2 separate regions of the Homo sapiens genome follow, and region 2 is linked to region 1. The links are chromatin loops, found by intact Hi-C in ENCODE. Cell type or tissue: ovary. All regions are shown on one strand. Region 1 overlaps MSL1 (MSL complex subunit 1). Region 2 overlaps THRA (thyroid hormone receptor alpha).

What was found. Peaks named below come from ENCODE experiments on the same cell type or tissue, not always from the same donor. Only the 100,000 strongest peaks of a DNase experiment are listed, where the experiment ranks them.
Region 2: it touches region 1 in a loop (4-fold over the local background); 5 of 110 quality-filtered maps call a loop at or near these places.

The regions. Positions count from the first base shown.
Region 1 is chr17:40,129,519-40,132,018 of GRCh38, forward strand. MSL1 (MSL complex subunit 1) reads left to right here. Exons shown (of 9, transcript NM_001365919.1): 3 at 1-109; 4 at 2,019-2,066. Among named protein-coding and RNA genes, the nearest start is that of MSL1, 8.8 kb to the left of the region's middle. In ovary, no CTCF peak of the experiment used is centred here; a DNase peak (open chromatin) is centred at 1,333.
Region 2 is chr17:40,074,466-40,076,965 of GRCh38, forward strand. THRA (thyroid hormone receptor alpha) reads left to right here. Exons shown (of 9, transcript NM_199334.5): 2 at 1-76; 3 at 2,406-2,473. The coding sequence starts at 24. Among named protein-coding and RNA genes, the nearest start is that of THRA, 13 kb to the left of the region's middle. RefSeq lists enhancers at 319-1,174, 1,298-1,377. In ovary, a CTCF peak has its summit at 1,237 (motif pointing left); DNase peaks (open chromatin) are centred at 896 and 1,245; H3K27ac peaks cover 884 bases.

The sequences.
Region 1 (2,500 bases):
TTGCCGTACCTTTCCACCACAGAAATGTATTTGTGTCGTTGGCACCAGCCTCCCCCATCACCGTTACCATTACGGGAATCCTCTCCAAAGAAGGAGGAGACTGTAGCAAGTAAGGCATAGAGAACACTTGCTCTTATACCCTAGTGGTGGCGGTCAAGCTAACAAGTGTGAAAATGCCTTTGGCATTTTTAAAAAAGTGCAATCAATAAAGCAGAGTTCTGTCAAGAATGAGTAAGTTAACAGCCAGAGACAGACACTGTGCAGGCATTGCAAATAGATGGAATTACAGCAAAATGTGCTCAATGTATTTGCCTGCTTACAACACTGGGAGATGTGTTTGCCAGTAAGTTGCTCATCACAAGAGCACCAGACTTGGGGGTGTAATCTCCGGCAACTTGCATGCCCTCTGAAAGAAGGGTTTTCTGTGCTGTGAAATGCATAGAACTATACTTTGCCATGCACGACTGTTCCTGCAATTGATATTGTGTGAAATCTGGGAGGGTGGTCTTTGGGTGTTCTCAGGGGCCAATGGTAATTTTTGGGTTGGGGAGCCAGCTTGGGGTGGGGAATTTTCACCTGGGCCTCCGCTCTTTAACTATATAAACATTTATCTGTATATCTATGTCCCTGTCTGGGGGGCAGGAGGAATCTGCCAAAGACCAACAGTCTTACTTTATCTTACTATACTTCACAAAGGTTCTAAAATGTGAAGAGTTTACTTGGATTGCAGTAGCCCATTGGTTGTTCATATATTTAAATAAAATGGTCTACAAACTATTTTTCAAACAATAAGGACTATCTTGGGATATCTGAGCTGCTTGGGGAGGGTGTGGGGTGTGGGACCTTGGTCTTCATTCCCTTTTTTTTTTCTTTATGGCTTCCACACAGAGATGCTCCCCTATCTTCTACATCAACCAGTAACTGGAATGTGCCTTCAATCATGTAATATTAGTCTATGTCAGTCACTGCGGTTACTCTGGGGTAATGGTTGGGGAGGCCTTCTAGGATAGAGCCGCAGTCCCAAGTTTCTACCACTGTGTCTTGCCTAGCAGGATGGGGATAGAAATCCATTCCAGTGAGACAAGAGCGTTCTCCAGGCTTTGTTTGGCTGTTCTGGTGACAAAATTAAGTGGGAAAGCTAGATTAGTCGTCTTAATGATCTAACCTCTATTAGGCCTCACACTTGAGTACATGAGATAGATCAGGATCCTGATCTAGGTTCAGATTTTTGTTGGTTCAGTCAGTTGAACAGGTTCTTCCTTAATGGTTAACCTCTTTTGCTGCCATGGCAATGCTGCGTAACAACTTAAGAGAAACGTGAAGCAACTTCCCATCCGGGATTGGGTAATGGCTTGGTCCAGAGCTGTTCTGTGTGACTGGCTATTTTTGAAAATCCTTTCTTCCCTAGTACAGACAATTTCAAACACCTCTGAGATTGTGGGCATAGTGAAACAAAGGAGTCTAATTGGGGAGATCCCAGCCCCTTGAGGAGCCTGAGTTGTGAATAAACATGTGAATCCTTATTCTTGATGCCCCTATCTCAAGAGGAAGGCTCAATGGCTTGTTCTAGGGGAGCCAAAGTCTTTGTGCATGTTGTTCAGGCTGGACCAGCAAGGTAGTTTGTTTGGAGGGAGGAGGGAGCTGTTTAAGAAGACTACATATGTAAGTTTTGAGAACACTGATCTTTTATTTGAAAAATAGGGTCAACTTTTACTCACCTGCCATGTTCTGAGTTTAAGGTTTGATATCCTTGGCCATCAACTGTTGCAGGGAAACCACCCTAAATAATGAAGAAAAGAAGTCGTCTCAGTGTAAAAAAAAAAAGTGGTGGGCTTATTTTCTTTTCTTTTGTCTGTTGTTCCCTCTTCCCCTCCCCCAGAGAGAAATTCTCAAAAGAACAACTCAAAAAACAAAATGGCTTCCTAGTGAGAACTTCAGTGATGATCCTTTCCTCCATTTGGGGTATGGGCTTTTTTTCTTTTTACACTGAGATTATTCTTCTTTCCTGCATTATTTAGGGTGTCTGATGCCATCAAGTGTTGCAGGAGAAACTTCAGTCTTGGCTGGTGAGTAGAATAGGAATTGTGCTGGCTGGGCCTGGGGTGGGGGTTGGTGGGATGGTGGATGGTTGGGAGCTGCATTCCCCATCCACTGGATGTGGGAGACTGAGATTTCTTGGTGTATGATTGATTACACTACTATAGACTTCAAAATGACAACAAATTTCAGTTGTTTTTCAGGAACTGCTATAGCATCATTATATGAATTGTCAGGTATTGGTTTAGGGTTTTTGTGATCCTGAGTTTGGCAGACTGCAATGGCATTTTAGGTTCTTTTATACCATAGCAAGGACACTGAATATGGCTTCAGGGAGGCCATAGAATGGATTCCTATCACTTGGTAACTTTGTCTCTTCTGGGGAGAGACCTCTTATCCTAGTGAATAGTTGTGCAACTTTGGATTTAAGGGTGGTTCCACCCCTCCTCCCTTTCTTTTTCTC
Region 2 (2,500 bases), 55 kb before region 1:
CATCCTGGATGGAATTGAAGTGAATGGAACAGAAGCCAAGCAAGGTGGAGTGTGGGTCAGACCCAGAGGAGAACAGGTAATGGGTTCAGCAACTAGGTCATGCCAACTCCTAAGCAGCAGGCATGGGCACCTGGCTGAGCTCTCCTTTAGGCACCGCCTTTAAGCACCTCTGTGGGATGGACGTGAGGCCAGCAAGCCTTCTGCCTACCTTTGTCTGGCAGATGAAGTCATGTTCAGATGTGACAGGCACTTGGATTGAGAGATGCTCATTTTGAAGCGGGGAGCGATACAGAGCAATTACAGGGAGCACATAAGGGGCTCTTCCCTAGACATTGCTGGGCAGTCTCAGATGCCCCCAACGTCCCTTCCACCATTGCTGCCCTTACCTTGAGCATGTGGGATCCAAACAGCCTTGCCATTTTCTTCCTCTCCCTACCAGCCCATTTACTATCTGACCACAAGTGTGTTGTCCACAAGCTGCGGTTCACGTAATACATTTCAGGGCACATGCACCAGTAACTATTGGTCATAGCCCAAGCTTATATTCGGAATCTATTGGGAGCCCCACAAGCTCTTCCTTGTTCATGGTCAAGGGCGGGCACTGCGATGGGGCTCCTCCCAGAAAGTGCACGCCAACCATGATGGTTTTGCTTCCACATGGGTGAGGTGTCAGCCCTGCACATACACCAAGGGATGGTTACCTGTGATCTGCATTGCCCTTGAGGAGCCCAGAGGGTCTCTGTCTTTTCTATCAGCTCCAAGTGGCACAGAGCTTTGTCCCAGTTGGCACGGTGCCCTGGGAGCTGGGTACAGCCTGTGCCTATGGCCAGGGAGAGGGTGGGGGTGGGGGTGCTCCGGGGAGCAGTGTGGCTGACTGTTGCCTAGGAGATCAGATCCCGAGCCAGGAAGCCAGAGGCCTGGCCAGGCAAAGCCCTAAGGCCCACAACTGGGTCCCTGGAGGGTAGAGGAAGTAGATGGAACTCACAGCTGGGCAGGGCATGGGGTAGCTCCCCTCCCCCAAAGCCTCACCCCAGGAAGGACTCTGAGGACGATCTGGCCTGTCGCTGTGTGGCTGTCACTTGCAGCCCCTGTGTCTCCCAGCTTAGGCTTCTGTGGGTCTGGAAGAGTCTGTGCTTAATGTTTGGAGAAAGGCAGGAATGCCAGTTCCCAGTCTCCTAAGACTGCAACCCCTCCCCCATCACCTTCCCCTCCCCCATGTCTATGCGCCACCTTGTGGCTATCTCTAGGACTACACTCAGAGGCTGTGAGTCTGGTGGTAACTGCTGAAGCCGCTAGCTCAACTGGGGCCTAGGTGGGCTGAGTTCCCCTGCACCCAACCCTCTGGGAGGCGTGAGGGAGACCTGACCTTTCAGCCTCATAGGAAGTAGACCGGAGTAATCCCCACGGGGCGTGGAGCATAGGGTTGTCTGTGACTGTGACCCTGGCCAAGGTCACTGTGTCAGTGTGTTGGGAGCTGCATCCGGCTCCAGGAGGAAGGGGCCTGCAACATGCCACACGCAGGGTGGGTGCGGGAGGTTATACAATCCTTGCATGCATGTAGAGGGCTTATGTAACCTGTGTGCACCGAGGTTATGCAACATGTATGTGGAGAGCCTGGCAACATATATGTGCAGTGGCTGAGGGTTGCTAATAATACGCTGCACAGAGGGGCTCAGTCCCGGCTCTGACTCTAGCTCATGGTGTCACCAGGCACAAGCAGGGTCTCAGTTTGCTGCTCTGTTAAATGGAGGCTGTGCAGAGGGTGTAGTGTTTTCTATTGCTGTGGGTTATTTAGCATGTGTGTATGACCTGGAGCTCAAGCAACACGTGCACACTGGAGGGATGAGGGTGGTTTTATGAGGTGCCTGTGCAGAGTGTTGTGTAACACATGGGCATATCCTAGAGGTTGTATAGCACATTTAAGAATGCCCTGAAAATTTCACAGGTATGTTGGCCCTGGTGCATACTCACCATCCATGGGTTTATAGTGAAGGTTGCATGGTTATTCATCTGTGCCGGTGTTATGTTGCATATGTATGTGTGTGTTCTAAAGGCTACATAGCTTTAAGCATATCCTGAGAATTCTTCCAGCGTATTCGTCATGTACTGAAAGATGAGGATGTCCTGCAGATTATGGGTGCTTCAGGTCTTCTGGCGGGTGAATGTGTGTGTGTTGGGGCTCTAGAATATGCTTGTGCCACAGCCAAGCCCCTTATCTCTCTCCCCTGCAACTTCCAGATAACTGGACCCTTTTAAGCATTGTCAGCTGACCCTGGGGGGTGGGAGGTAGAATGAGGACACAAAATGGAAAGAATCAGGCCTTGGGGGATTGCATAAGCCTCTCGGATGAGAAAGGGGCTACTCGAAGACTGCTCTGTGATTCTGCCCACTTTGCCTCCATCCAGTGCCAGGTCACCAGATGGAAAGCGAAAAAGAAAGAACGGCCAATGTTCCCTGAAAACCAGCATGTCAGGTGAGGCTGGCTGTGCGTGCCCCTTCT